2 separate regions of the Homo sapiens genome follow, and region 2 is linked to region 1. The links are chromatin contacts, found by Hi-C or POLR2A ChIA-PET in ENCODE. All regions are on one chromosome and are shown on one strand. The core of a region is the stretch at or near the end of the contact, and the rest is flanking DNA. Distances in the headings are between cores, read along the strand shown. Region 1 overlaps RIPOR2 (RHO family interacting cell polarization regulator 2). Region 2 has its middle 110 kb from the start of CARMIL1.

What was found. Hi-C counts contacts between places; a loop is a spot of excess contacts on that map. ChIA-PET counts read pairs that join two places held with the same protein, here RNA polymerase II (POLR2A). Pooled maps may share reads with other maps.
Region 2: a loop to region 1 is called in a map of PC-9, with 8 times the contacts of the local background. The contact joins two enhancer-like sites. A Hi-C loop is called at or near these places in 3 of 168 maps with a recorded cell type or tissue (Calu3, PC-3 and PC-9) and 8 of 50 pooled maps. POLR2A ChIA-PET finds 5 or more read pairs at or near these places in 2 of 52 experiments (GM12878 and activated CD4-positive, alpha-beta T cell).

The regions. Positions count from the first base shown.
Region 1 is chr6:24,854,617-24,858,580 of GRCh38, reverse strand. All of the region lies in intron 8 of RIPOR2 (RHO family interacting cell polarization regulator 2), which reads left to right. Among named protein-coding and RNA genes, the nearest start is that of ARMH2, 58 kb to the right of the region's middle. RefSeq lists an enhancer at 2,286-2,580. Within about 2 kb of position 2,445, at least 9 of the 41 ENCODE cell types and tissues checked have a DNase peak (open chromatin) inside an H3K27ac peak, as active enhancers do.
Region 2 is chr6:25,172,310-25,176,258 of GRCh38, reverse strand. No RefSeq gene overlaps it. Among named protein-coding and RNA genes, the nearest start is that of CARMIL1, 110 kb to the left of the region's middle. RefSeq lists an enhancer at 1,026-1,526. Within about 2 kb of position 2,063, at least 13 of the 41 ENCODE cell types and tissues checked have a DNase peak (open chromatin) inside an H3K27ac peak, as active enhancers do.

The DNA.
Region 1 (3,964 bases), core at 1,196-3,695:
TCAATGGTAAACACCCCCATGGAAATCTTTCTCTTCCTCCATAAAGAGAAAGGGAAACCTCATGCTGCCAAGAAATCCTATTGTCTTTGCAATTAGCTGCTTTCTCATCTGTTACTCATTCTGGTAAAAACTACTTCCAACATACATATTGACAAACAGACTATTTCACAATACTCTCAGACCTGGCAACCACTAACTTCCTCGTGCCACACCCTTCCTCACTTCCCTTTTTGCCCCAACCCCAACACTAGAAAACAACCTTTTGGGGTAGTGACATTAAAGATAATAGAGCAAGTACTTACTGAGTGCCTGCTATTGGCCAGGCACTTGACTGCATTCTGATGACTGCTCCCTGGCCTTGAGTTCCACATGGTCTACCAGAGAAAACAGACATATGAGGCTGTGCATTCTCATTCAATGGAACAAATGACCACCTGAACAACAGTGTGACCCAGTTTGCTGCAAAAGCAGGAGGGGAGAGGAGGAAAAGGTTGCCACTCACCTCTCTAGTTGGGGAGAGGAGCAGGAAAGAGGAAGGCATCCCAGTGTAATGTATGGTGAACAGCACCAGAATAGCATTCACCAAACAGAGGAAAGCCTGTTCAGAGGTGACAAGTAGACCGGTGTGGCTGACGTGATTGTTCGGAGAAGAGCTATGGAGAATTAGTTGGGTCCTGACTATAAAAATCCATGAATGCCAGGCTAAACGGAGAGCACTTAATCTGCAAACTATCAAACAGGATGGAGGTAAAGGGATGTAGTTCCTTAGAGCAAACTAGTTCTCCAAATTATTACTTTGTTCAAATTAAGTTCCAGGCAGTGCATATATCCTGGTCCTTACAGTTTCCAGGGCAGGTCAACCTTCCTCAGAAGGAAGAACCACCATTGAGCTAGTAAACTTGCATTATTTATGCCTGGTCAATAGATCAGTAACACCTGTAATAGGAGCTCCTGACTGTATAGCTACTTGGTTGTCTTAAAGTAGGAAGTGTGACTCTTGGAAGGAAAGATCATCATAGAACTGGGAAAAATGATGTAGAGCGTTCTTCTGGCAGAATGGTGTCTGAGCAAAGGAAGGCAGGCAAGAGTAGGCAGCTGCTGTAACACCCTCCAAACGAGGCTGTGGAGGAGGTGTTAGATCAGTAATATGTGAGCGCCGTGAAACATCCAAAGGTATGACCCCTGCAAGCCCCCAGTGCGCATCCTCAGAGGTAACCCCCATGATGGTTTTTTGAGTGAAAGCTAGAAAGCTTTCATTAAGCTTTCTAGATCATGCACTGGTAATCACAAACTGTCAAGAACACTTGCAGCTTTCTCCAACTGTGAAAATGCCAGCAGGCCCCCAGACAAGAGCCTGTAAGAAACCTGGCCAGGCCTCAAAGACAGACTGTAACTGTCATTGCCCCACTGTTAGTGCTAATTCCGTGGCCAGTACCACCAGTGGCTTACACAGCAGATAGAACTTTAAGAAGCACGGCACAAAAGCTGTTTGTGCCTGGATAGTGCCATTGTGCTACATTATTGCTACAATCAGAGGATCAGTGATGCCACTACAGCAGTTCCAAGAAATTTTGCTTAGTAACATGGGCTGAGAAGTGAAAAAAACATCACTACCAAGTACCTTTCTCACATTGTTTTCTTCAGATATAAAATTTCTGGTAATTTTAAAGGGGGGGGAAAAACACCTTCAAAGGATTTCCCCTTTATTCACCTTTATCTAGTAACAATGTCAGATCAGTTTCTTTTCAACCAGTCTTCCATTGTAATTACATAAACAGGCAATAGATTAATCCTGAACTAATTTGCAGAGGTTTTGTTTTGTTTTTGAGACAGAGTTTCGCTGTGTCACCCAGGCTGCAGTGCAGTGGCACTATCTCTGTTCACTGCAACCTCCGCCTCCTGGGTTCAAGCGATTCTCATGCCTCAGCCTCCGGAGTAGCTGGGATTACAGATGCCCACCATCGCACCCGGCTAATTTTTGTATTTTTAGTAGAGACAGAGTTTCTCCATGTTAGCCAGGCTGGTCACGAACTCCTGACCTCAGGTGATCCGCCCACCTCGGCCTCCCAAAGTACTGGGATTACAGGTGTGAGCCACCGTGCCTGACCAATTTGCAGAGGTTTTTAAAGAGCACTTTGGATTTTATTAGAATTAGCATGTCCAGTTTAGGATTTACAAAAACAAGTCGATTATACTTTCTTTCAGAAGTATTTTTTTTAAAGACTAACTAAATGCTGCAGAAAATTATTAGTAGAATGCAGGCTTCTTTAATTCTGCTCTTATTTCAGTAAGTCTTTTTAAGTGGGTTGTTGTGTTCTAATTATTATTGAAAGCTGTTTTTAAATGTGCTGGCTCCACGGGCAGGAAGGCACGGACGAGCTGGTGAGTTTCTGCCACCTACTGACAAGTGATGGTAACAGCACATGCTTCTTTTTTAAGCATCCGGGGACCTTTTTTGCTGTCAGCTTACCCACGCAACGTTTATAAGTCAGGTGAAAGTAGAAGCGTTCATTTAAGACTCTCAACTTACTGGGTTTTTTGCTTTGTTTTGTTTTTTGAGTCGAGGGTCTCGCTCTGTCACACAGGCTGGAGTTCAGTGGCTCACGGCCGCCTGAAACTCCTAACCTCAAGCAATCCTCCTGCCTCAACCTCCTGAGTAACTGGGACCACGGGCGCACGCCACCATGACTGGCTAATTTTTAAATTTTTCGTAGAGATAGGGTCTCACTGTGTTGCCCAGGTTGGTCTCAAACTCCTGGGCTCAAGTGATCCTACTGCCTTGGCCTCCCAGAGCACAGGATCACAGGTGTGAGCCACCATGCCTGGCCAAGAGTCTCCAGCGTACTAACAGGGCTATTTGTAGAAGGCAAAACACATTGTGTGATACCATCCACAGCATCTTTATATGGGTAAAATCACGTTTAAATAAATATAAAAGCAACCCAGAGCACAAAGGTTATAAATAGCAACTCAAGGAGGCTGAAGTACCAAGGGACCCATTTGTCATATGGATGTCTTTGTGTGGGAACAGCCTAGGACTAACAGCTGTTTCTGGACCAGCTCATCAAAATTATTTCCTCGGAGTGCCTCTAAAAAATTACTGGGTAAACAGGGAGGAATTGTTCGTGTCTTCTTCAATCTCTATTTAAACACTTTGAAAGTAGTAACTTCTTTTTTTAAAACATTGAGAAATATAACAAAAAAAAAATAAAGTCATATATAATCATTCCACCCAGTGCTAAGTTTTGTTAAAATTATTAAAATATCCAACCAACTTTTCTGTGTATACACACTCCCTGCCAAGGTATGTGATCTTTTTTACATCTTTTTTCTGTATTACAAAATAAGTATATCATCTTTTTATAAATCAAATAAAAATTACCACTTATTGACAAAAATTTAATTTTCTCCTTAATTCTACCCTACCAGAGATAATTATTTTTAACAGTTTGGTATGGTTTTCTAGACTTTTTTCCCTGGGGATCCATTTATATATGGCTGAGGTTATACTCTATGTAAGGTTTTGTGTCCTTCCTTTTTTTTTTTTTTTTTTTTTTGAGACGGAGTTTCACTGTTGCCAGGCTAAAGTGCAGTGGCATGATCTCGGCTCACTGCAACCCCCGCCTCCCAGGTTCAAGCGATTCTCCTGCCTCAGCCTCCCGAGTAGCTGGGATTACAGGTACCCGACACCACACCCGGCTAATTTTGTATTTTTAGTAGAGATAGGGTTTCACCATGTTGGCCAGGATGGCCTGGAACTCCTGACCTCAGGTGATCTGCCCACCTCAGCCTCCTAAAGTGCTGGGATTACAGGTGTGAGCCACCACGTCCAGCCTGTACTGAATTCTTAACTGGAAATCTCATAAAACTTTATTTTTTTTCCTTCAAAAAATTTTTAAAGGATGAAGATTTTTACCTATTTTTATGAAATTATTTTGGTTCCTTCAATAAAACTTTTAGTCTT
Region 2 (3,949 bases), core at 814-3,313, 320 kb before region 1:
TCTCTCTTTTTTGTACCTTCCTATGGGTTGATTGAACATGTTTCAGGATTCAATCTTAATTTATTTATTTTATGTTTTTAAGTTGTAAGAGGGAGGATCTAGGAGGAGTGGGGCTTACCATCATGGCTGGAGCTGGAAGTTGTTGAGTAATTATTTTTTATTGTCATAAAATGTACATAACACAAACTTTATCACCTTAGCCATTCTAAAGTGTGCAATCAGTGGCTGTGCAGGGAGAAACTCTCTCAAACTGTGTCTTTACTCTCACACTACAACAATCAACACAGAAGGCTTCTATGACCAAATATGTTGGGGGTTAGGGGGTTGGTTGCCACACTTCAAGCAGTGGACACCAGCCAAATGTCCTCCAATTCGATTCTTACACTATCTACCTAGAGATGGCGTCAGATCCCATGGGTTGGGTCTCAGTCCCCAAGACTGTCTCCTCTACACCAGTTGCAAGTCTGGGCCTCTGAAACTTCTGACCAACTAGCTTGAAGTTGAGATTCCCAGGAATCCCCTCTTTGGGTTTGATTAATTTTCTGGAGCAGCTCACAGAATTCAGGGAAACACTTAAATTTACTTGTTTATTATAAGGAATATTACTAAGAATACAGATGAAGAAACACATAGGGAGAGACATAGGGGAAGGGATGCAGAGTTCCATGCCCTCCCTGGGCTCCACCCTCCAGGAGCCTCCATGTGTTCAGCTATCTAGAAGCTCCCTGAACCCAGTCCTCTTGGATTTTTATGGAAACTTCGTGACATCAGCATTCCTTCCCCCAGGGTATGAGGCGAGGCCCTCATCGGGGAGACTCTTAAGACCCACAATCAGAAAGACAGGGAACATTAGAATCCTGCCTTGGGTCAGGTAAAAGGAATGCAGGAAAGAGATTATTTCCTGAGGCCTGCCCCTGAGACCTAACACACCCAGCATTATAACGAAAGACTGTAACAAGGGATGTGGGAGTTATGAACCAGGAACTAACTGTGAAGGAGAACATCATCGACTGTGCCAAACGAGCTCAGATGTCCAGGAAGGGGCTGACTAAAATGCATTATTTGAATATCATGATGCAGAAGATATATATATCTATATATCTATATAGATAGATGAAAACAAATATGTATATTTTCTATAATGTTCTATAACACAAGAAGTTTCCCAAACATTTATTTACATTGTTTGTTTATTCCCAAATATTTATATTTCCCAAATACGACAGCAGGGAGACTGAGAAATCACAAAGGACAGATGAGAGCGATGTTACTTAATGCCACAGAACAGGACATCATTTAAAGGAGTTACTCAAAGTGTTTCAGTTACTGCCATTAGGAACTCCTAAGCCCCTCGGCAGTGTGGGTGGTACGGGGTAGGTGTTGAGGTTAGCAGCACCCACAGGCTTCTCTTCACGCAGGATATGCTATATAGTGAATCGGTATCAAGACTGGAGGAAGGTAAGGGTTTCCAGAAAACCACCTTCAGGCCATGGTTTGGAGTAGTCTTATTGAAGTTTACAGAATCAAAAGTTACAGATAATTAGGAGGCATTGAAATACAGACCTGTTTTCTTTTTTCTTTCTTTCTTTTTTTTTTTTTTTTTTGAGACGGAGTCTCACTCTGTTACCCAAGCTGGAGTGCAGTGGTGAGATCTCGGCTCACTGCAACCTCTGCCTCCTGGGTTCAAGTGATTCTTCTGCCTCAGCCTCCCAAGTAGCTGGGACTACAGGCGCACCCCACCACACCTGCCTAATTTTTGTATTTTCAGTAGAGATGGGTTTCCACACATTGGCCAGGCTGGTCTCAAACTCCTGACCTCGTGATCTGCCCGCCTTGGACTCCCAAGTACTAGGATTACAGGCATGAGCCACTGTGCCCAGCTGACCCAGTTTCTACGACCAGTTTAGCCACAAAGTAGACATGTAACCAGAGGAAAGTGACTTAACCTCCTAGGGCCTCAGCTTCCCATATTACACACCCCTGGGATGAGAATGATAGGAGGTGTAGCGGGGTTGAGCTGGATAATATAAGGTTCCTTACAGCTCTAGACATTTATGATTTAACATTTTTTATGGATTGCTAATGCTGCTTTTTTTTTTGTTTTAAATGTCAAATTCTTGCATGTATAAGGCCTTGATTCTTTCAGGCCTGGGTTGTGTTGATTTATGGGCATGAGCTAATTCCAGATGACTCATTCTAGAAGTGATTGTGTAAGTATCCTTTACTTAGCTAAACATATGCAACATAAATTCATCTACTATAACATATGTTCTCTCAGAACATGCTACTGGCCAGAGTTATTAGATTTTGTTCACACCATAGATCCTGCTGTATTTTACAGCACTTCAGAATAACAATCATTCTTTTAAAACCCTTCTACACACCTTTGCTGTTTCTGTAAATACACCTGTCCTTTACAAGCATCTGGCTCTTTCTATGCATTCTTCCTCCAGAAATCATAGTATTATAGATTTGGAAAATGCTTGGCCTTCATTTTCCTGTTACAGACTGGTTTAGGTGTCCCTCTTAATTGTTCTTAATGCATTCAGTATATTCATTCATTTCTTAATTCATTAAAAATATGCACCATGCCAGGTGTTGGGGACATTGCAATGAACAAGACAGGCATGGCCCCTGCTCTCATTCAGTCATGTCTAGGGGTAAAGGTAAACCTTGGATAAGTAATAATTGGTGTGCTGACTGTTAAGAAGAACTACAGTGCTATACAAGCTGTATGATCATATTGGGCTTTAACCAATTCCTTGGGAATCAGATTTCTAGATGAAGTGGCATTTAAGTTGAAATCTGAGTAGTGAGTAGGAGTTAGCCAGGCAAAGATGAGGAGGGGGACCACTCCAAGCTGAGAGAACAGCTGAAATGAGAAAGTCCATGCAATATTTTTTTTTTTTTTTTTTTTTTTTACCATAAGAAGATCACACCGGCCAGAATGGAGAGAGGGCTGGGGAGGGTGATTTGACCTGAGTCTAGAGAGGCAGGCACAGATCAGACCAGGATGCTTATGGCAGGCCACGCTAAGGATTTTGGACTTTATCCTTATGGAAGTTGGAAATCATTAAGAGTTTAAAGAGAGATATGATCAAATCTGATATTTTAAATAAAGCTCATTTGGCTGTGATGTGGCAAGTGGGCTGGAGGGCAGGGTGGTGAGAGGAGACACAGGAAGCTCAGTTGGGACATTCCTGCTGTGGTTCAGACGAGAGCTATGTGGGCTTGGACTAGGGCAGTGTGTCTGCTTCAAGGGGAAAGGGTTTGGTGTTTTGTGGAATTTGGGGAATGAGGGAATGTTTCATGAAGCCGAAGGGGAGAGTGTTTTTAAAAGGAGGACATCATCGACTGTGCCAGATGGAGCTGAGATGTCCAGGAAGGGGCTGACTACACTAGAATGCATTATTTGAATATCATGATGTGGAAGATTTTTTGGGGGGGGGGGGCAGACTCTTGCTCTGTCACCCACACTGGAGTGCAGTGGTGTGATCTCAGCTCACTGCAACCTCTACCTCCCGGGTTCAAGTGATTCTCCTGCCTCAGCCTCCCGAGTAGCTGGGACTACAGGTGTGCACCACCACGCCTGGCTAATTTCTTGTATTTTTAGTAGAGATGGGGTTTTGTCATGTTGGCCAGCCTGGTCTCGAACTCCTGGACTCAAGTGATCCGCCCACTTTGGCCTCCCAAAGTGCTGGGATTAGATGTGAGCCACCGCACCCACCCAGAAAGATATTTTTGACCTCAGGAAGAATGCTTTTGGTGGAATGACGAGGGTGAAATCCATAGTGTGTGGCTTAAGGAGTGAATGGAAAGAAGAGGAGGAGAGAGAGGTGGAGAGACTACACCTCTTTCCAGAAGTTTGGCTCTGAAAGTAAAGAGAAAGGGTTAATACTAGATGGTAACAGTAAGTAAAGAAAGAATTGTAGTTTTACAGTTTTTTTGT